2 separate regions of the Homo sapiens genome follow, and region 1 is linked to region 2. A link is a loop called in an ENCODE intact Hi-C map of the cell type or tissue named here. Cell type or tissue: IMR-90. All regions are shown on one strand. Links, peaks and the distances in the headings refer to the core of each region. The heading gives the core; the rest is flanking DNA.

The links. Hi-C counts contacts between places; a loop is a spot of excess contacts. Peaks named below come from ENCODE experiments on the same cell type or tissue, not always from the same donor. Only the 100,000 strongest peaks of a DNase experiment are listed, where the experiment ranks them.
Region 1: a loop joins it to region 2, with 8 times the contacts of the local background. A loop is called at or near these places in 2 of 110 quality-filtered maps.

Annotation. Positions count from the first base shown.
Region 1 is chr2:40,207,317-40,219,284 of GRCh38, reverse strand. The region is part of intron 2 of SLC8A1 (solute carrier family 8 member A1); the gene reads left to right. All of the region lies in intron 3 of SLC8A1-AS1 (SLC8A1 antisense RNA 1), which reads right to left. Among named protein-coding and RNA genes, the nearest start is that of SLC8A1, 240 kb to the left of the region's middle. RefSeq lists an enhancer at 8,245-8,839. In IMR-90, for the core only: a CTCF peak has its summit at 5,957 (motif pointing left); a DNase peak (open chromatin) is centred at 6,044; H3K27ac peaks cover 161 bases.
Region 2 is chr2:40,754,276-40,766,243 of GRCh38, reverse strand. It overlaps LINC01794 (long intergenic non-protein coding RNA 1794), which reads right to left. Exons shown (of 4, transcript NR_183396.1): 2 at 11,615-11,678; 3 at 11,025-11,106; 4 at 1,286-1,987. All of the region lies in intron 2 of LOC105374497 (a long non-coding RNA gene), which reads left to right. Among named protein-coding and RNA genes, the nearest start is that of LINC01794, 14 kb to the right of the region's middle. In IMR-90, for the core only: a CTCF peak has its summit at 5,987; a DNase peak (open chromatin) is centred at 6,003.

The DNA of each region.
Region 1 (11,968 bases), core at 2,714-10,713, 550 kb after region 2:
AAAAAGCCTCCAAGGTCAAACAAGAGCTGTGCTTCTCCACTTTTCCTTTTTCCTTGTTCTCAATGGTTTCTCCTCTATGAACACACACCTCTAAAGATTAATCTCCATGACCCAACTCCGCTCCAGCATCCCAATTGAAAGGGGCACAAAACTTGGGTTCCCCAAGATTAGGAGAATCCTACATGTAGTCTTCCCTGCTTAACTTCTCCAACAAAGATCTTTATGATTATGGAGATTATATCAGACCAAGAAATAGGATTTGACTTTGAGTGTTACAGAGGGAAAGCCCAGTTTCCTGTGAAGCACTAGCTAATATTGCTTTCTAAGTCAAAACTTTAGTGTAAGTTAAAAAAAGCACTCAGGGGTAACTCCCTGCCACAAACGTTGGGCACACAGCCAGGGCACTGTGCTATTAGCCTCGGGGTGAGCCCAGATTCCCAGAACATGCAAGTCAGCATTTTTCATCCAACGATAGAGGTGTCCTGCTGAAATCTAAAATAGAAGAAACAGGTCTACCAATCTCTGCAAGCAAGGATGTTAATTAGTTTTTTTTTTTTCCCCCAGAAGAATGTTTTCATCTTTCATAAAGCATTATGGTCACTAGATAAATGTAATCATTTATAATCATAAAGTACATAAGCTAAGGTCTATATGCCTCCTTTTTTTTCCCTTTGCTTTATATACAGAAAATTCCATATACGATAATATTAGGTTGGTGCAAAATTAATTGCAGATTTTGCCATTAAAAATGGGCCATATTAAAAGTAATGGCAAAATAGTAAAAGTAGCGGCAAAATGTTAAAAAGTAATTGTAAAAACCACAATTAATTTTGTACCAATCAAATATGTAATGGTAATTTTAACCTACTTGGTCATATCAAATTTTTTGTTATTTAGAAACAGTCTTTCTAGCTGCCTAGTTTTATTCAAAAATTCTGTGCCTAATTTATTGCCACTCCCTTCTTCACAATACAGTAATTACATGCAATTTGTAATGAGTTTATCAAAGGAAAGCACAGCTAGCAACAGGAAATGGGACATTTTTATGTAAGCCTAGCAGTTCAGGTGCCCTTAATAGGTAGCAGGAAGAATAAATACTGATAAAGTGTAACTTAGATCTAATTCATTCTTAGCTGAAACTTTCATTAATAACAATGCCAGTCTTACAGTTAGATTTACAAACTAACTGTAAGAAGTTGAAATATAACCTCCCATAGTACTCTGAAGGCTGTGTCTCTTTACTACCCCACTGAGACAAATTAATTGTTCCCTTTCTCTTAATATTGGTCCTGTAGGCCTGGATGCAAATGCATGCCTTCACACAATCTGTTTACCACAGCTATTTTATCTCAGAATACAGAAATGTCTGCTGCCAGATCAAATCTAAGAGAAGTATATGGTTACTTAACAATATTTTTCACTTTCTAACCCTAGTTCTGTTGCCATGCAGGTATGATTTAGATTGACTTATCAATTAAGTTATGTAACTGCTTGAAATTAACATTATGTGTGTCAATGTTGTGATTACAATCTTCAAACTACTGGTTTCACAGACTGACAGATGGGATAATTTTAGCAAAGCCTCACCTTCTTATTCTATTGAATATGGTTCCTACTCATTGTCTAGGGTAGAGGTTGACATTACAGTTCACTCTAAAGTAGGAATCCTCTGAGCTCACAAGAACACCAAAAGCAGCATTAGGAAGCCTCCCAAAAGATGACATCTATTGTGTTGCCTACACAACAACAACAGAAAGAAAACCTTGAGTGTAGAGAAGAGAAGCATCCAAGAAACTATACAGGACAAAGGAAAAGCCTAATAAAAACTGAAGCCCAAAGGAAAGATTCAGGTCAAGAAATAACATGCACCTGACTTCAAATTATACTACAAGCCTACAGTAATCAAAACAGCATGGTACTGGTACCAAAACAGATATATAAACCAATGGAACAAAACAGAGACCTCAGAAATAACACCACACATCTACAACCATCAGATCTTTGACAAACCTGACAGAAACAAGCAATGGGGAAATGATATCCTATTCAATAAATGGTGGTAGAAAAACTGGTTAGCCATATGCAGAAAACTGAAACTGGACCACTTCCTTACACCTTATACAAAAATCAACTCAAGATGGATTCAAGACTTTAATGTAAAACCCCAAACCATAAAAACCCTAAAAGAAAACCTAGGCAATATCTAGGCATGGGCAAAGACTTCATGACGAAAACACCAAAAGCAATGGCAACAAAAGTCAAAATTGAGAAATGGGATCCAATTAAACTAAAAAGCTTCGGCATAGCAAAAGAAACTATCCTCAGAGTGAACAGGCAACCTACAGAATGGGAGAAAATTTTTGCGATCCATCCATCTGACAAAGATCTAATATCCAGAATCTACAAAGATTGTAAACAAATTTACAAGAAAAAAATAACCCCATCAAAAAGTGGGCGAAGGATCTGAACAGACACTTCCTAAAGAAGACATTCATGCAGCCAACAAAAATATGAAAAGAAGCCCAACATCACTGGTCATTAGAGAAATGCAAATCAAAACCACAGTGAGATTCCATCTCATGCCATTCAGAGTGGCAATTATTAAAAAGTCAAGAAACAATAGAGACTGGCGACACAATGGAGAAATAGGAATGCATTTACACTGTTGATGGGAATTTAAATTAGTTCAGCCATTGTGGAAGACAGTGTGGCGATTCCTCAAGGATCTAGAATCAGAAATACCATTTGATCAAGCAATCCCATTACAGGGTATACACTCAAAGGAATATAAATCATTCTACTATAAAGACACATGCACATGTATGTTTATTGAAGTACTATTTCCAATAGCAGTCATGGAGCCAATACAAATGCCCATCAATGATAGACTAGATAAAGAAAATGTGGTACATATACACCATGGAATACTCTGCAACCATGAAAAGAATGAGATCATGTCCTTTGCAAGGACATGGATGAAGCTGGAAGCCATCATCTTCAGCAAACTAACTCAGGAACAGAAAACCAAACACCACATGTTCTCACTCATAAGGGGGAGTTGAACATTGAGAACACATGGACACAGGGAGGGGGAACACCACACACCAGGGCCTGTCGGTGGGTGGGTGTTGAGGGGAGGAAACTTAGAGGATGGGTCAACAGGTGCAGCAAACCACCATGGCACACGTATACCTATGTAACAAACTTGCACGTTCTGCACATGTATCCCAGAGTTTAAAGTAAAATTTTTAAAAAATTGTAAAAAAAAAAAAGCATACACTGGGAAGGCTTATATGTCAACCCATGATCACCCATTGGCAATTAATTCTGGGTATTTTGTCAGATATGACACCAGTGCAGAGGAGTTTGGTAGGATTATGAAAAAACAAATCTCCACTGGTTTTGGAGCTGAGAACTATGGAATGATTGGAATAGATTTTCAGGTAGATGGCTTTAGCAATTATAAGGTAATAATAATAATAGTAGCTAACATAGGCCAAGCACAGTGGCTCAGACCTGTAATGCCAACACTACATTGATACAGGAGGATTGCTTGAAGCCAGGAGTTCAAGACCAGCCTGGGCAACAAAGCAAGACCTTGTCTTTACATAACTTTTTTTTTTTTTTTTTTTTTTTTTTTTGAGACGGAGTCTCGCTTTGTCGCCCAGGCCGGACTGCGGACTGCAGTGGCACAATCTCGGCTCACTGCAAGCTCCGCTTCCCGGGTTCACGCCATTCTCCTGCCTCAGCCTCCCGAGTAGCTGGGACTACAGGCGCCCGCCACCGTGCCCGGCTAATTTTTTGTATTTTTAGTAGAGACGGGGTTTCACCTTGTTAGCCAGGATGGTCTCGATCTCCTGACCTCATGATCCACCCGCCTCGGCCTCCCAAAGTGCTGGGATTACAGGCGTGAGCCACTGCGCCCGGCCTCTACATAACATTTTTTAAAAAATTAGTTGGGCATAGCAGTGTGTACCTTTAGACCCGGCTACTAGGAAAGCTGAAGCAGGAAGATAGCTTGAGTCCAGGAGTTCAAGGTTGCAGTGAGCCATGAACACACCACTTCACCCCAGCCTGAGACAGAGTAAGATCCTATCTCTAAAGATAATAATATTAATAATAATAATTAGCATATATTGAGCTCTTTCTCTGTGCTACAACTCATAAATACTTTAGCAGAGAAAAGAATTGAAACTATTAAATTACACATATAATAAATACATAGCACAAAAAGAACTAGCAAATATAAAACTCATAAGGTTCTGTTTGACTTTACAGTGTTCCTGAAATTGAAAGTAGGGACCATCCCAAACTAGTCCACTGCTCCATGAGAATTGATCCGGTAAAATCATTGACATATCCATAGAAAGGAAAATCCAGAGTAAAAAACTAAGGTAGTTTGGGATGAGACAGCCCTCAAATATCCCTTCCTTTATCCATTAATTGCTTAAAATGCCTACCATATGTTATTCTTCTGAATGTTGGCCTGGAAATTCTCAAAAAAATACTGATCCATTATATGAGTTAAGATAATATACAAACAAACAGGCCGGATGCAGTGGCTCACGCCTGTAATCCCAGCACTTTGGGAGGCCAAGGCAGGCGGATCAGGAAGTCAGGAGTTCGAGACCAGCCTGGCGAAACCCCGTGTCTACTAAAAATACAAAAAAAAAAAATTAGCCAGGTGTGGTGTTGGGCACCTGTAATCCCAGCTACTCGGGAGGCGGAGGCAGGAGAATACTTGAACCTAGGAGGCGGAGGTTGCAGTGAGCCAAGATTGCGCCATTGCACTCCAGCCCAGGAGACAGTGTAAGACTCCATCTCAGAAAAGAGGAAAAAAAAAAAAAAAGATAGTGTACAAAGAAATGATCTGCTAAACAACTTCTGAACACGGGGCCTGGAAAGCATAAAAGACAGCAGATATATTTGGGGAGAGTTGCGGGGTTGAGGGCAACTCTCCAGCATGGCTTACTGACCTGGGAAGGAAGTCTGCTTTTCTGTGGGCAAAGCAGACTCCAGAGACTGTGAGGAAAACTTCACCTGATTCATAGCTGAAGAGGCTATAATTCCTTTTGTTAATATCCAGCAATATGTTTTGGTCTTGAACATGTGAGGCTTCACATGTGCATGTGTGTGCATATTCATACATGGAAAATGTATGGGGAGAAACAAATGTGGAGGCAGACGCAGATGCCAGATTCCTAGCCCTCATCAAATGGGACTTCTTCAGCCACACAGTCATCATTTCTACCACTGGCTACACACTTAGGTTTTCTGAGGATTTCTGAATATCTGTGATCATCTGTGGCTATTCATTTTCCATGACCCATTTAATTGAAAGGTGGTGTGGTTACTGTTTTTCTTTTAGGAAAGCAGAGATTATTGCCCTGAAGTCTCTGGAAATTAGCCACAGCTTGCAAATTTGGAACACCCAAAGCAAGCTTGATGAATTATCCCCAGTGTAATATCCCCAGCGCTTCTGCCAGAAGAAAGGCTTGGCAGTGTGAGAGAATTGATGCAGCTCTAGTTTCTGTTGTACCAGCTGCAAAGTGGACTTCGCCCCTTCTACCAAAACACAGAGTAAAATGATCACTTTTGAAAAAATATTTGAGATGACGGGGGAAAAAATGTCCTTGGGATTGTTTGTCAGATGCTGGGCTGGTTGGTGTTAAGCATAATTGTGAAGAAATGAAGGGACTTTGGTTAAGTACCCCAAGTTTCCTCAGTATCTTAGTACTTTGCTACTGCTGGTGCCCCTTTCGGTTATTCATTCATCCATGAGCAACTGTCACACATGACATTCACCTGCCGAAGATGCACCTTAAGCTCAAGATTTAGTTGCTGGTGATGGCATTGTCCCTTTTTGATAGAATATTGAAAGACAACAGCATTGATCAGCAGGTTCTGGGTGGTTAGTTGGTGGTTCTGGGATCCACTTACTCCATCTACTGGTCAAATATATCCAGTCTAGAAAAGGCTATTTCCCTTGGCTGTGGACAGTGGATACAGCTCTAAATAAACATCTTCAATGGTAGGTTTCATTCCTGGGTCACTCGGTGATCTTACCAGTGAATTATCTGTGGGTACTCATATCACTGGGAACAGGAATTTGAGGCCTGGAAATTTGACATGAAATGTGTGATCATTTCTGAAGTCATCTAACTCAAAGTAGAGACCTACAGAGAAGAGACAACTTAGTCATCTTTAAATTATGAAGACTTAAAGCTATGGCATAGTACCTTAAATTCTGGTCAGTATTGATCTGCAGCTAATGATGATGTCACCTCCACAAATCAGACATGGGTGCTTTACAGAGCTACTTACAGGCAACTTCTGGCCCTGACTTAGCCTTAGCTCTCTTGCCCAACCCCCCTACACACACATGCTTTGTTGCCCTAAATTTATGAATCTACACATAGGACTCCTCAACTAAGTCTACATGTGGCTGATAGCAGAAGGCAGCACTGTTGCACAAACAGGAACTCTGAGTTCAAGCAATACTCTGCCCAAGAATTTGAAATTGTTGATGCAGAAAGAGAAAAGAGCAAGCAAGAAGAAAGAAAAGAAAAGAAGAAGAGTCTTCACTTGTTAATGCTCCATCTTGCTTTCTTTGAGGTGCTCCTAATGCCTTCAGAAGGCAGCAGATTTATAGATCTGAAGAGAAACAACAGGATCCCTGATGCCTTCAAGATATTGCATCTCGGCCAGGCATGGTGGCTCACATCTGTAATCCCAGGAGTTTGGGAGGACCACACAGACACGTTGCAAGGTCAGGAGATACAGACCATCCTGGCCAACATGGCGAAGCCCCGTCTCTACTAAAAATACAAAAATTAGCTGGGTATGGTGGCATACACCTGTAGTCCCAGCTACATGGGAGGCTGAGGCAGGAGAATCGCTTGAACCCGGGAGGCAGAGGTTGCAGTGAGCCAAGATCGCACCACTGCATTCCAGCCTGTCGACAAAGCGAGACTTGTCTCAGGAAAAAAAAAAAAAAAAAAGATATTGCATCTCTTCTGTTTAGCACCTGGAAATAAGTAACAGATAAGTCGCCAGAATGAGGAACTATGACTTAAAAGTCTTCCCTTAGATTAACTGGGATTTATGTCTCTTTCTCTGTCTCTCTCTCTGGGCCATATTGAAATCCTTTTCCTCCTCTTCCTCTCTTCATTGCTTATTTAAATTACATAAAATCTTTATGGATTTTTCAAACCAAGACAAATACAGTGCATTGGAGAATATATTATGAACAATTGAAAATGTTTTATTTATGCTCTAAATATATTTTGTTCATCAAATTTGGATTAGGTATAGAATTATGATATTATGTGGGCATTAACTAGTGATGCTGTTCCCTATTTTATTCATGCATCATCTTTTATGTTTTTAGTGTGTGACAGACACATCACTTCACTGTTCACATCTTCAGAAAAATTATTTTGCTTTATTTCTAAAGTGATCCGGATTCTGTATCACTCCCATGAAATAAAAGAGGACCCTAGAACCTGGGTTTTTCATCTACCTCTTTGCTGAATCCAGCCCCTTAAGGATGACTGATTTTGTCCAAGTCCAGATTTCCAGAAGTTCTTTTTTGGCCCTGATAGTCCAAACCATTTGAAATACCTTCAGGATCCATTCATTTCACTTCCATAACTTCACAGGGTCTGCTGCTCTGCTTTTCTCATTGTCCCTGAGGGATTCTTTTCTGGCTTGTGTTTCTCTTCCCACCACCTAAACATGAAAATCTTCCAAGATGCCTTTTTCAACCACTTAGCATGCCTCCAAGTATCTTTCCTTTGCTAAATTTCCACATAATGACTATCACTTCAGCATTGATGACTTTCCCATCTATACCTTTAGCTCTAATCATTTTTGTAAACTTCAGGTCTACATTTTTAGCTGTCTATTGGAAAAGCCCAACATTTTGAAGTCCTACTGGCTTCTCAAAAAGACAAATAAAATGTCAAAAACTAAACTGAATTTAAAAGTTCCACTATCATTAGAAAACTTTATAGGAAGAACTAGTGTAGTTATGTTAAAGGTGCCAACGTACATGAGTTTCAGATCTCATGAGTATGCACAGTAAAATAATTAAAAGGAAGAGATGAGCAAGGTTGTTGTGAGATGACTGGAGAGATGCCCACTAGCTCCATGCCCCACAGTGGGTCCTCAGCCAATGGCAGCCATTCATTTTATCACTGAACTTGACATAACAATTATTTCTAGACTGGAAAGACAAAGACCTACTTCAGAATGGCCTGGCTTTTCCAAAGGTGATATACCACTAGAAAATGAGGGTCTTGATAAAATCTAGCAAGGACTATGTCCTGTGTAAGTTATCCCTCATCTTCTTTTATAATTGCATGTAGCCTTATGATGTTAATGATACCTTATATACATAACCATTCTGTATTCTGTACATGACAAAAAGGTAAAGGTCAACAGGCCTTCCAAGAAGTAAACTGAGTGGGAGTGAGAATAAAGAGAGAGCTGATGAGAAGCAATTCAGAAGAGTAGGGAATCTAAAGGTCAGAAACCATTTCCCAGTGTGGGTGCAGAAATGACAATAAGTGCTTCAATTACTCAGCATTCATTAGATAATACTGAATTTCTGGTGAAACAGGAAATTCATTTGCATTTCAGATTTACCCCTTCTCCACCTTTCATTTTACAGCAAGAGCCCTTTTAAGATGACTTAATGGGCCTTTCTCCCCCCTTAAAATTCCGAAGAAAGCATATACACTACATTCAGTAGTGACTAACACTTTCTTAATTATCCCTTCAATTTCTTGAAATCAAATGTGATTTGGTTGGGTCCTGTTTAAAAGTCATGCCAGTCTATTCAAAAGACAAGCACTGGATGATCCCCTTGAAACCTTTAGAAACTGAAGTCACTACTTGTAGAAGATTAAGACCTTGAGCCCAAATGCAAAGAGCTATGAGTTCAGTGAAAATCCAGCCAGCAGGTATCTTCTTCCTGCTGTGTTAATAAAGCTCTTGTTTCAGGCACTCATCTGCAGCTCTTCATACCCTTCTCTTATAGCATCAATTCCCAAGAGCATTAGTTGTCAGGCCCTCTTGCTACATGATATTTAAATAGGTACTGTATATGTTTTCCTTACTGGAGCCATAGCTGATTGGTAATTCATAATTTAAACCCTCCCCAAAGATAGATAGATGTTTAAAAGGCACTGTCTAGGCCTCAGTTTACTAAAGCAGAATTAGATTAGATTAGAACTAGCAAATATACATTCTCTCACCTGCCAACTCATCTGCCAACTCAGATCAATCAATAGAGGCTGCCTGGAGATTTGAGAGCTGTGGATACAGAGGCAATATTAAGTAGTAGGCACTTGATGATGTCATAAGTCAATCTGTATTTCCCTAGTCCATTTCCTCTGCCACTGTCTTAGCTACTTCAGTCAAGCCTTCTTCTCCCCATTCAGATGTCCAGTGCCTCCCCTCCTGTGTCTTACTGTCAGCTGATGATCTTGCTTTGCTTCCTGTCTCCCTGAGAAAATAGAAGCAATCAGAAGAGACTCTCCGCAGACTCCCATGACCACATCTACCCATGGGCCAGCGTCTATCACTCTATACTCTGTCTTCCTAAGTGTTACTATCCTGTCCTGAGGCACCATCATCCTTTGCCGGGAACCACAGTAGCCTCCCTGGTAGCACCCTTATCTCTACAATCTGTTCTCCACAGAGTAGCTAGAGTGATCCTGTAAAGTATAAGTCAAGTTATATCCCTTCTCTGCTCAAAATCCTCCAGTGGCTCCCTATTTCCCTCAGAAGTCCTTTCAAGAGTCTACATGGCCCATGTGATCTGGCCCCACCAACCACTTCCCCTCACTCTACTCTTAACTCTCACCTTTCCTCCAGGATCATTTTTCTCCAGCCATAGAAATGTCCTTAAACCTTACACAGGTGAGGCGCTCCTGTCTTAGCACATATGTGTACTGTCTGGACTGTCTTTGCCCCTGCCTCCCCTTCAAATAATCCAGATGGCTAACTTGCTCATTTCCTCACACTCTTTTCTCAAATGTCACATTCTCAGAAAGGCCTACCTTGATGATCCTATTTCAGATTTCAACTGCCATCTCTCACCTCATTACTCCTCATCTCCCTAGCTTTCCTGTACTCTTTCCATAGCACATCTAGCATACTAAATACTTTAATTATTATATATTACATGCACCTGTCTCATCTCAAGGACAGGACAAGGATTTTTTTTTTCTTCTTTTGTTTCACTGATCTGTAGCTAGTTCTCAGAACAGTGTCTGGCATATAATTGGTATTTGTAAATAATTACTGAATTTGTAAATAATTACTAAATGAATGATGTCTGACATCTGGACTAAACCATCTCAAAGGCCTCCAAATTTGACATTCTTGGATTCTTTTCCCTTGAAAAGTAAGCATTTATTGGTGCTCAGTGTTCTGAATTCTTTAAAGTGCATTAAAGCCTAAATGGATACATGAGAGGAGAAGGAAAAAAAGGACACTAATTGCCCTCTGGTTTCTCATTTCAACTCTTGTTTGCTTTGCATTGTGGTAAGAAGAGGAGACTGCTGAGAGCCCCAAGGATTCCTCTGGTGCCCAAATTTGGCAACTCTTTCCTGTTTATAGGATCATAGAGCAGAGTTGATTGATGTGCCAAAGAGAAAACCATTACCCTCTATATAATTTTACCTCCAAGTATTGTAACCAAAATCTCTGGACGATGCCTAGAAAAAAGGGAGTTCCTGTTGGATTCTCAGACAAGCTGCCCTCCCTCTTACACACATGGCCCAGAATCTCTCTCCATTCCCTCCCCTTCCTGCCCAGTGATACCTGAAAGACTAATATTCAGGGAGTATGCATCTGACTTCAGATTGACTCTCCAGTGATTTAGAAGTACCTAGTGATTCCTAAGAGAAATTCAAGCAGTTATCTGTCATGTGTATATCTGAGATTTTAGATCTGTTTTTGCAAAAAGCATTTGATGAGGAGAGGAGGTGGGCCTTTGGAACCTTGACTATGGAAAGAGAGCTGGAACTAGAAAGCAAGAGGCCCAGAGAGAAACTTGAGGAATTTTCTTCAGTGCTCACTGGACTGAGGCATAATTTGAGTTCTTTCTACAAGCTGGACACTACTAACACCCTTTATTTTTCCTGCGCCTAACTTCTTCCTTCATGTTCTCATCTCATTCCTTGGCTGTAGGTGTCAGAGGTGAATATACATGTATGTAACAGTTATCTTTGATAGCTTGGTTTACAAGAAGAGAGGAAGCTCTTGCAGTGCTGTGGCTGTGAAGGAGGTCTGGTTCACGGACCCTAAGGTTACTTCAATCTGCCCAACTTCCCAGAGCTGCAGCATACTTTGAATATGTGCAGCCCTAGCACATATTTTGGTGCCTTATTTTAGAAAACACTCTAAGTAAAACAGGTTCCAAACTGGTGGGAGCCCCAAAGGGTAACACTCTAGAAATACTAAAAAAAGGGAAAGGGTAGTTGTTTCACCAACTTAACACATTTTCTAGCCCTGGCACTACACACCGTTAAACCAAATATTCCAGAAGACATGATTCCCATTATATGACTTAGAAACTTGGAGCCAGAATCTGTAATATGGGGACATTATGCCCATATTTTTTAAGCAATCATTTTATATTATTTTCATCTTCTTAATGTGGATTTGTTTAATATAAAAATATATTTTGTGTAGCATTTAAAGTCATTTCGAGTAGTTATATTGAAAACCCAAGGTTAAAAAAATATTTTATTATACCTTGGATCACTTTTTTTTTATGAAACTGTAATCATGAGTTCTGTAGAACTTATTCAAGAAATAGAACCCAACATTTGTATAGGAAAAATGAGAAAGTTATAGATAAGACCATCCAATATATTGCCATTCAGAAAGCCAGTATCTTTGTCATTCTCCCTAAGGGCATTGTTCATGTAAAAGGATAAAATCACACTGCTTC
Region 2 (11,968 bases), core at 1,623-9,622:
GGATGGTGCTTCTGCTTTGTGCTAAAGAGGGCTCTATGCAGTACTGATAACACCAAGGTTGCAGTGAGCTAACTTGCATTTTTCCATCAGCTGAGGGTCTTGTGATAACTGGGCACAAGAAGACTATGTGTTCTGGACTATGTAGAAAGGCAGACTTAAAACTTATCTGCTTTCTCATTTTGCTTTCCCTTTGTCCCACCAGCCCAACTACTTCTCCCTAATTTAGGACTTCACAATTTGTATTAGTCACTGAGACCTGCACTACATATATTAAAGCAGCTAATAATAATCAGTGGTGTCAGCAAGATCAATGAAGGGCAATTATGAATAAGACAAGAGAAAAGTAGTGGTGAGAAAAAATTACAACTAGAATGTTGGTTGACTAGTCCCTTTCATCCCTTGTACTTACTTTGACATGAAGATGCTTTCTCTGCTGAAATCTGCTCTATATCCATCTATGCACAGTGCCCCTATTTACATTAGCTCTTACATATTCCCTAAAAGACTTAAAGATTAAGAGAGTTTGGCTGCCTTTACAATTCTTACTTTGTTGCAATATCACTTAATTTTGTAGCATTTAAACTGCATTGAGTTACAGCAATAATAAAGTCTCCAACCATCCTATTCAGTCTGTGCTTTAAATGAGGTTAAATTTCTACTAGACCATCTTTGAAATATTACACCCATGTATAAAATGAGGCGTTTGTATTTTAAAACGTAATTCTGTTGGGAAATATTAAGACCCAATTTTTTTCAAAAACATTGTCAACTGCACCTAAGTTTTATACTTAAAAGAGTGGAGAAATTAAAAGGTCATAATTATTGATAATATAAGTAAGGACAAATCACATATTGCATATAGCAGATACTCCTAATCATTGGTGAAGCATTAGCACACATATTTAAATCATATTACACTTGAAAACTCAAATTATTTTGTAAACATATCAGGGAACCCAAAAGGTCAAGTGTTGTTTTTGCCTTATAACTATTATAATTCAAGGACTGAGAGGAATGATATATGTCATGTGATCTGGATGACACACAATCTCATCTTGACATCTTCAAAAGGACCACTAACCAAAAGAATATCCCTGTTACAGAACATTCATTAATACAAGTATATCATCTTTACACAAAACCTATGAGAACATTCATACTTACTCACTTATAAAATATCACTCTTTCACTACTAGGCCCCCACAGGCCCTTGGAAATTCAGTGGAAATCTGAGTTTCTTACATTTTTTTTCTCTTCTACAGCAAATTTTTATTTTATAAAAGCCTTTTCATTTTAAAGCCTGTTTTTATTTTACATTCAAAATACAATCAGATATGTGGGTGAAAAGAGATAAACGTGTTGATGGGAAGCTTTAGTGATAAAGATAGAAATGGCATTTTACATTTTTTGTTTGAAAACAGAATAACAAAGATTGTAAAACCTGTCAAGAAAGAAATGTAGAATGAAGCATGTTTGGTAAATAAGTTTGTATACATGATGACAAAATTAATATCTGGAAATTTGAAAACAGTTATTTTGTTGATTCTTCCACATTGTGGCAATAACAGGCTTGATATTCCCTTCTCTTTAAATAGATAATCCTTTTCTTGATTCCCCCAGGGAAATCAATATTAGGATAATACATTGAAATACAGATGTATATTTCAGTGATGAGATATGCTTGCAAAAATAATTGGTATTTATTATTAGTTATATATAAAATCTTAGTTCACTAGTATCCATTTCCTTGATTTAATGAAAAATATTTTGCTGTGGGCATTGTCTTCACAAAGGGACATGGTCTTGTCCATGGCCTAAGATTTTATCTGCCAAAGTTTGCATGTTGAGACTTCCTCATATGTTAGCCACATAGTAGGATACAGACTGTTTCTGGTATTTTCATCACCTTTTCCTTGTAGATTACCCCCCAAAATCAGCAACTTCAGCCATCCAGATCACGCACCTTCTGAAAAGAACCAAAGTTGCCCTAAAGTACAATTAATAAAGACATCTGGATTAGTATTTCCTTCTAGAGAGCTAAAATATTCCCATAGTACTTTTCCTGATTATTCCATGTGATATATATTTAGAATTTGCTCTTTGTGATGAAGAGATTTTTATGTTCCAAAATCAACTTTTCTCCAAGGTAGTTTGCTATTGTCCAATATAAACTTTTAAACACACACACACACACACACACGCACACACACAGACACCAATATCCATACTTAAAATATTGTTTAAAGTTTCTGTTACCTTTGCAAAGCAGATTTGGGATTATTTTTACCAGCTATTTCCAACCACCTATTAGAGTACCTAATATGGTTTGGCTGTGTCCCCAACCAAATCTCACCTTGAAGTGTAATAATCCCCACATGTCAAGAGCCGGGCCAGGTAGAGATAAGTGAGTTATGGGGGTAGTTTCCCCATACTGTTCTCGTGGTAGTGAATAAGTCTTACATGATCTGATGCGTTATAAATTAAAGTTCCCCCGCACAAGCTCTCTTGTAAGACATCCCTTGCTCTTCCACCATAATTGTGAGGCCATCCCTGCCATGTGGGACTGTGAATCAATTAGACCTCTTTCCTTTATAAATTACCTAGCCTTGGGTATGTCTTTATTAGCAGCGAGAGAACAGACCGATGCAGTGCCCATGTTAAATTTTCAGGTAAGAAATTTGCAACTGTGGGAAGGTTTCCCAGAATGGTAAAATTAGACACATAACCAGATCACTATTTCCTAACATGGTTACCTTTGGCTATATTTCCCTCAGAAAGGAATCTGTTGAGACCATTTGAGGACATTAAAAGAAGAGATTAAATTTTAGCCAGACACAAGTTTTCTCCAGGAGACATCAAGTTTTATATAGTCCCTTACTGATAATTTATGACAGTTTCCTCCATGATTTAATATCTCCATTCCATGAGACATGGCCTGGTTGCTGAAACCTAAACTACCTTCAATTATCAATGTGTTAGGCCTAGAAACTCCATATGTATATAAACACATGCCCACACACATATGTATATATGTGCATATGTATGCATCTGTTTCTGGAGTTGTAACGTGCTTTCTATATATGTAGTTAGTATATCAGTGATGATGAGATTTAATTTCTGGTTTATCTGAGACTTCATAATAACCAGTAATATTTTACTGACATTCAATTATGCCTTAAAGTGAACTCAGTAGAACTAGTATTTCGGTGAATAAGTCATAGAATCGGGCCCACTTTGAATCTTTACCGCTTACTAGCAGTATTGTAGAGTTAAGAATTTAAGTTACCACTTCAATATGGAGAGAAAATATATCTGCTTCACTTCTGTACCTCATTGACATATAGTAATGAATCAAATTTTAACTTTTTCTCTAATTATATCTTATCCTTTCATTTTTAAGTTTCTTTTGATTTCCAACAATTCCTATTCTGAAAGTATAATTGACAGTTTAAATTTCCAAGTCCTATTAAGGCTGTTTTACCCACACTTTTCCTTTTTAAGACGACATCTTGGAATAAGATGGCATGGATGTCACCATGAGATTGGGGTTAGTGGTTATCTTTGTCTCATGCTGGTCCTTGGGTGGCTCTCCACTGGCTGTGTGGAGGCTGGTATACCCTAAGATGAGGATAGTCTGTTCATATCCACAAGCATCCTACTAGTATGCATTAATGAGTTCTGTCCTCCTGGCCTAGCCACAATCCTATAGCTTTCCCTCGATGACTTATTCTCACTGAGGCCCAAGGAACTTTTCCTGAATCATGACTGCAGGATAAATGAACCTTCTCAGTAGCCCTTAATATTCAAGATCCTTTGCTCCCACAGTGATAGCTACTAGATGTTCAGCTACTTTTTTATACTCTCTTCTAGAAAATGTAGGAATCTGTGGGTTCCTGTAAGGGTATATGGCTACAGTACAGCTTAGGAATGCCTTCCCGTGTTCATTTATTCTTTCTCTGCTCTTTCTCTGTCATCTCCGTATTGGCACATGACAGTGTGCACGACCATTTCTTCCCAGGTGGCCAAATGGTGGACAAGGATAAACTATCCTTGATTTCAGCTTTCTCTCTAAACCTATTCAATAAGCTTTCCTACTCTAAGAACACAGTTTGGAAAGAGGCATTTCAGATACAGAGTCCCATATCTCTGATTTCTTTCATCTTATGTGCTTTGATGGACAGAAAGTGCAAGCTTCACATTTTCTCTTCCTGTCTAGTGTAATATTTACTTCTTTCTAAAGTTTCTTAAAGTATATAATGTCTTATGGGGCAATGAAAGAAACTAGATCTCTTGGGTTAAATTTCCAAGGAACCAGGATCTGATGTGGAAATATGTATGGAAGAGAGTTACTCGGGAGTCCTCTCAGGGAGAAAATTCAACATCTACTACTAACAACAAAAAAAGGAAAGAAGGACATCAAAATAGTAAGAGAAGGAAACTTCCTCAAACTCAAAAAATGCCATCCATAAAACTCAAAAATAAGAAGAGAAGGAAATCAAAATGAGAAGCAAACTTCCTTAAACTATAAAAGGGCATCCATAAATCATATATCTGGCATCATGCTTAATTTGGAAATAGTATGTTCCTCTGAGGTGATGAACAAGTCACGATATCAACTATCTCCAGTTCTAGTGCACAGTGTGCTGCAGATTTAAATTTGTAGGGTAAAACTAAATAAGTAAAATAAAATAAAATGCATCCAGATTAAAAAACAGAAGAAATAAAATGCAGATCCATGTTCCATGTACAGGAAGCACAAGATTTCAATATTGACCCTTACCTCACACCACATTCTATAATTAATTTGCAATGGATCATATAGTACCTGTAAAACATTAAAAATTTTCTAGAAGGAAATATTTGCAGCCTTGTATAGGCAAAGATTTCTAAGGGCACCTAAGAACAAAACATAAAAGAAACTTCGATAAAATGATTATTATCAAAATTAAAATTTTTTCTCCTATAAAAGTCATATTAACAAGTCTGCAATAGAATGGGAAAACTATTATATATATAAAAATATATAAAGCGTTATATCCAGAACATATAAAGAACTCTTACAACTCAATAGGAAAAAGTCTAGTAACTCAAGAACGTTACTATGTCTCACTAGGTCAAGCTCCTCATGACCACAGATTTAAGGAAATGTATAGTTGCTTAAATGTTTATAAGTAAATGTGTTATAGTAATCATTCCACTAATTCTATCTCTTTGCATAAAATTCACAGTTTACAAACCAAATAAAGTAAATTAAAGTTAGTTTTGCAATAACTGAATTATAGAGGATTAAGAATTGTCATTTTTCATTTGGAAGGGAAACTTCAGAATTTAATTTTTTTTTTACATGTCATATATGTGTGCTAGAACAAAAGGAGATCTGGGAGGTGGGAGGTTCTTACTATTTCCATGACTGTGCGTAGGTTAAAATTTAAACCTTTTAATTAAGGCCATGTCTCCTAATGGGCCAGAATTTTACAAGTGTAACAGTTTAAGGGATTTTGAGACAATTTTGCTGAATCCCAAGTAAGTACTGGCTCCATGAGTTTTCCTTCCTGCTCCTGCCATCCTCGACACTACAGGTTTACTGACTCCCCCTTTTTAGGGGAAATATTAATGTACTAAGCCGCTGGTAATTTCAGTGAAATAATACCTTTTTCACAACATATAATTTGGTTAGGCTGATTGAAGTCTTGAAACGCACTGAGTGGCATATGTGCTAAAAGACCAGGGGATGATATGTAGATTGTGATCTCTAGGCAGCTTGCCTTGAATAGCAATGAAAGGAACAGTAATGAGATTCCACGGGTACCTTGATCTGGATCTTGTCTTTTAATGATAGGCCACATTGGTTCTTCTTACTACTTAGCTTAGCCAATGCTAATCCAGTTTGTGGAGACAGTGGGGACAGAACATTTCAGATCTTCGTATGGGCTCTATTCTCTTATTTGTAACATTCTGGGTGGGGGAATATAACATGTAACCACTGGAGGACAGCAGAGAGCCAGGAGCAGATGCAGTGGTGCCTTGCATGGACACATTTGGAGTAGCAGTTGATGCAGTAGTCTGTAGCCAGTTATCACACCCCTGAACCAGGCTCCAACTTAATTGGAGAAAAGAAAAATACTTAAGTGCTATCCATAAAAGAGACTTAGAATGTAGTCCTCTAGCGTATCACGTCATTGGTATAAAATTTTGGATACTAAATGGAACAAGTAATACATAGAAATGGAAATGGTAAATGCTTCAGAATCAAACAAGTATTAATCTATTTAACACGTGTGTGTGTGTGTTTGTGTGTGTGTCTGTGAGATTTTAAACACCACTGCATTCAGACTAGCCAACAAACATTTCTTGAGTGGCTGCTATAAACCATGTACTCAGCTGGAATTTGTAAATAAGAAGATATAATGAAGTTCAGAAAAAGTTTTGAACAGAGAACTGCCATTATAAAAGGAATGTTTAAGGCAAATTCTCAAGGATGTAGAGACATGGCCTATAAATAACTTTAGCCCTAATTTAGACAGGAGTAGTAGAATGTGAAGATGTTATCACAATGCCAGTATTTAACAGAAAATAGGAGAGGTAAAGATAGACAATGAGACCTAATTGGAAAGGATTAAATGAATTGGAAGGTAAAGTATGAGAAGCATATCAAAATCAATACCATAAAATGCATCTAAGACATAAGGAGAGTGAGGCTAGGAAAACAAACAAACTAAAATTTTAAAATTCTGGACTTATTTCTAATGTTATTGGAATAATTAAATACTATTCCAGAAAAATTGAATCAGTAAATTCAAGAGGGCAAAACAAGGGTATATCACTTTTTAAACTAAGAGTGGGAGGAAAGAGAATAAAAGTAAAAGCTGACAACTACGGTTTCACAAGTTTGAAATTGAAAGAAGAGAAATAAGATTGCAAAGGGGGTAACATTTTTAGAAGAGAAAGAGAAAATGTATGAAACTTAGATCCAATCATTGATATGTGTCAAATACTTCAAAAAGTAAATTTTAATTTGTTTTAGAAATAGCAATAGCTAAAACTAAAACCAAAACAGAAACACAAATCATTTTCTGTTTGAAGCCATAAACAACACATTGGAAACTTGTGATAAAAAATCATCCATATAGATTCATATTATAATGAAGATCTTCTAGTACTTTCAATATCTCACTGGACAGAATCCAAAATGAGCCTACATTAAACGGAGTTTTGGGCTGTTACGGTTTACAGTAACAAGAAGAATTTCACTTCCTAATTGTGTTTGGTGAGTTGGATGTAGCCCAAGTAAGAAATGTGTTGGTGGAGTGCCTGTGTTCATTTCATTAGGCTGCTAGGAGATGTTATAAAAATGACATATTACATTTATATACAAGTGTTTTTTCCACAGAGCTCTAAGCACTGTATCTTTCTCTGAAAGTTCTGCATACTTATTAACAAGTACAATACTCTTGAGGGGAGAAGGTTATAGATATTATTTCTCTTTTTTGCTGGCAAGGGTACAAAGAAGCAATGTAATGTGTTCACAGAGACAGAGACAAAGACACAGCAAGACAGTACTTGATTAGCTTAACCTGTATTTATGAGACATAATTAGCGTGCCTAGTATCTGCAGGAAATGTGGCAACTAGATTGAAGAACTACCACATCCACCAATGTGAGCAAGCTATGGGAAGAAAAGATTATGTGCTCACAACTTCTGTAATACAAAACTTTATCAAAGGAAAAATCTTATGAGATCTATGCTGACCAAATAGAGTAAAAAACTGGAGTATTTAAGCAAGCATCATGATATACCAATTTCTATACACACACACGCATACATTATATATATATATAAAGTTCTGGGACACATGTGCAGAACGTGCAGGTTTGTTACATAGGTATACATGTGCCATGGTGGTTTGCTGCACCTATCAACTAGTCATCTACATTAGGTATTTCTCCTAATGCTACTACTCCTCCAGACCTCCATCCCCCAACAGGCATCAGTGTGTGATGTTCCCCTCCCTGTGTCTGTGTGTTCTCATTGGTTCAACTCCCACCTATGAGAACATGCAGTGTTTGGTTTTCTGTTCCTGGATACACCAATCTCTATGCATATCTTTTCCGGACTTTGTAACTAGAAAACATATAATGAAAGTCTAAGGAAGGGTTTGAAAAGGAAACTGGCATGAAAAGAAATAATTGAAGCAAATTCTCATGGATGTAAAGAAACAAACTGTTAATAATTTTAGTTTTAATTTGGACATGGTAGAAGGGTAGGCCTTCTTTGGGTTTAGGTTAACTAGTTTCAGTTATCAAATATGTTTTTAAAATGTATGTGTTGATTTTTTTCCCAGGAGCACAAAGAAGGTAGAAAAAGTTCATAAAATGATTGAATGGATTTGGAAACTCTTATATTCCCATTGTCTACACGTTTAATTATCAGGAAAAAAATATGTGTACAAATTCTGGATTATATTATAGATTTGGGAAAGAAAATCAAATACGAAAAGTAACATTTTATGCTTTTGGCAAACCAACTAGGTATTTAGTGTTTATTGTTTCAAGGTAGCTTCAATAGCGAGAAAGTCTCAGTGTCTTAATTCGCTGAAGTCCAGACATTCAGTAACTCCTTTGCCTAATCAAAATAAGTCAGGATTTATTTCAAGTAATATTTTTCATCAAGCTTTGATGTTCAAGAAAGGGATAGTCAACTTTAGAATAAAATCTACTTTATACTCAGTACTTAAATTTTGTATTACAATACTCAGTCTTTTCTTGGAAATTTCATTAACTTTTCTCTTAAAATCAACTTTCTATACTTTGATCATTCTGTGAGTATTATTCTAGATAAATCTATACCTATTTATTACAGTAACAGAGGCTATGATGATAAGATATGGAACCATCAAATTTTAAACAAAAGCAATGCTTGTGATGTAAAGAAGAGTCTTAAAAATCAAACAGTTAAATGAAACATGGTAACGTGCATGATAGGATATTACACAGCTATTTGGAAAATATGTCTCGCTACATTCTTTATGTAATGGAAGTGAATCTGATATAGTATTTAACAAAAAAGTAATATACATAATAGTGCCTACAATATGATCTAAATATTTATAGAAAAATGCACTAACAAGTTAACTTTTTAAACTGATTGATGAACTTATTGGTGATTTTTATATCTTCATTATAACGTGTGATGCATTTTCAAAAATTTCCAAATGAGCTTGTATTACTTTGTCAGGAAAATATGAAATAAAAGTTTCATATTTACATTAACAAAAAAATCAAACTGAGATATGCAAAAGAAAAATAATGCTGGCCTGGCATGCTGGCTCATGCCCAAAATGCCAGCACTCTGGGAGGCCAAGGCAGGTTGATCACTTTAGGTCAGGAGTTTGAGACAAGCCTGGCCAACATGCCAAAGCCCCATGTCTACTACAAGCACAAAAAATTAGCTGGGCATGGTGGTGCATACCTGTAATCCCAGCTACTCGGGAGGCTGAAGAATGGGGATCACTTGAGCCGAGATTGCACCACTGCAGTCCAGCATGGGTGACAGACTGAGAGAGGCAGGGAAGGAAGGAAGGAATGAAGGGAGGGAGGGAGGGAGGGAGTGGGGGAGGGAGGGAAGCAAGGAAGGAAAGAAAGGGAGGGAGGGGGAAGAAAGAGAGAGAAAGAAAGAAAGGAAAGAAAGAAAGAAAAAAGAAAGAAAGAAAGAAAGAAAGAAAGGAAAGAAAGAAAGAAAAAAGAAAGAAAGAAAAGGAGAAAAGAAAAAAGGAAAGGAAAGGAAAGGAAAGAAAGAGGGAGGAAGGGAGGAAGGAAGGAAGAAGAAAGAACAAGAAAGAAAAAAGAGACAGAGAGAGGGAGGGAGGAAGGAAATAAATCTGTGTTTGAGAACTATGATCTTTTTATCACTAATACCTTGGGATAAAACAAAGAATCATTTTGTGTGTTTCAGTGTTTGATAGTGTTGTGCTTCCAGCTTTAATATAATTCAGTTATGGCTTCCTTAATAGTATCAAACTGTTTTCTAAGTCACTAAAAAAAAAAAAAAAAAAAAAAACAAGTATTTAGTATAAAACGTTATTCAGGATCCAGACCTCCAATAAAACATTTTGAAGCATATATGGCAAATTATATCAATTGTGGCTATTGAAAGAGTGAAGTTGACTGTCATAGTGGCCAAAATCATTGACTCAATAGGCTAATAGTACTATCAAGATCTTCCAAAAAATTCTGCTGTTATAAGTCTCACTCTATTAATGTAGTTTATTTGCTTACTAAATGAATGTACAAATGGGTAAGCAAGATTTAATGCTGATTCTTTAGACCAAAAAAAAAAAAAAAGAGTTCAATTATTTTTCTGGAAGCAAAGCACACACAACCAAACAAATACCAAAAGTAGTCATTCAATTCTATCTTTGCATTAAAAAGGAGCTTTTGAATTTTATGCAATTTGGAAAAAAAAATGTCATATGTTCAGAAGAGAAATCCTCTGTATTCTCTGTTAATGAGAGACATTTTAATCGAAATGTTTTTCATAAAGTTCATCTAAATTAATAATCACAATATATTAAAGTATCCTTAAAGGTGGGAATTACATAGTTTTTAATATTTGATATTAATTAGTGATAACAGGCACTCTTACCTATGAAATCGTTACTGTGAATAAGAAACTACCAAGGGCTACGTGGCTTAATTGATATTCAGATACTCATCTACTTTTAAATGTTTTATAAAATTTCAAAATTTAAAATGTTTCAAAGTTCATCTTTTTGACCAAAAAGTTAAATTATAGAATTTCGTTTTGTGTAGAGATTAGGAAATATGCTATTTAGTCATCAGAAGAATACCATCGGTATGAAATACTTTGTAGTGTTAAGTACTATTTGTTATTAAATATACATTTTCAAAGACACATGTTGATTTATTCTCAGGTGCTCAGACAAGAAGGTAGAAAAAGATAATTTTTAAAATTTGAATGGATTTGGCAACTCCTATTTTTCCCATCAGTCTAAATGCTTACTTACCTTATTCATCCATAAACTGTCTTCATTCAGAAATCCCATGTTAAATACTGTGTTAAGTTCTCAAAATAGCTTCTCCCTGATTCTTCAGGATAAAAGGTATATTGCAGATGTCATCTCCATGGCAGATTTCCTGTCTATTAAACCCATCAAATGAAATCCAAGCAGTGATCACAGCCCTTTGCTCTGGCATAATCTTAAACTCCCCTTTGCAGGTGAAATGGTGGCCTGGAATGCAGTGAAACTGGGTAATAAGCATTGCATGGTCTTTTAGAGGGATATTGAAAGCTGCTCCTTCTATTTTGTATATTGAACTAGTGTTTAGAATTACTCAAATCAGTCTAACTTCTTGTACTTCAGTGTAATGCATACATTTATATAAGCAGCAACACTGGAATTGTCAGAATAATGTTGTCTATTGATCATCGTATTCAAAATGTTCTTCTCTAGGCTGAGAAGTCATTTCATTTTAATTACTATCAATTCAAATTACATCTTTCTTTTTTCCAAGCAACTTTGCTACTTTTATGTTCAGCCTACTTTGGAAAATAATCACTGCCTTTCCTTCTGTAACCTAAGTAAAGTAAACTTACGATTTTTAAATGTGGAAAGAAATGGAGTAGTCAAGTCCAATGATATAATTGGAAGTTCATATCCCTGCAAATAGAAGCATAAAATAAAATAAAACACTACCCTTTCTAGGCATATGATGAAATCTATTTACTGGAGATATATACACATACCATCTTTTCTTAAAATGTAAACTTATTTTATTCTTTCTTGCTCTTCAATATTTAATATTGGCCAGACTCCTCATTAATTCTTTGTTCATTCAACAGGTATTTACTAAATACCTACAAGGTGCCTGCAAGTGGTGTTACATGAATGAAAAAAAATACATTTCCCTGCTCTGATAGAGGTTTAATCTTAGCATAGGGAAAAAGAAA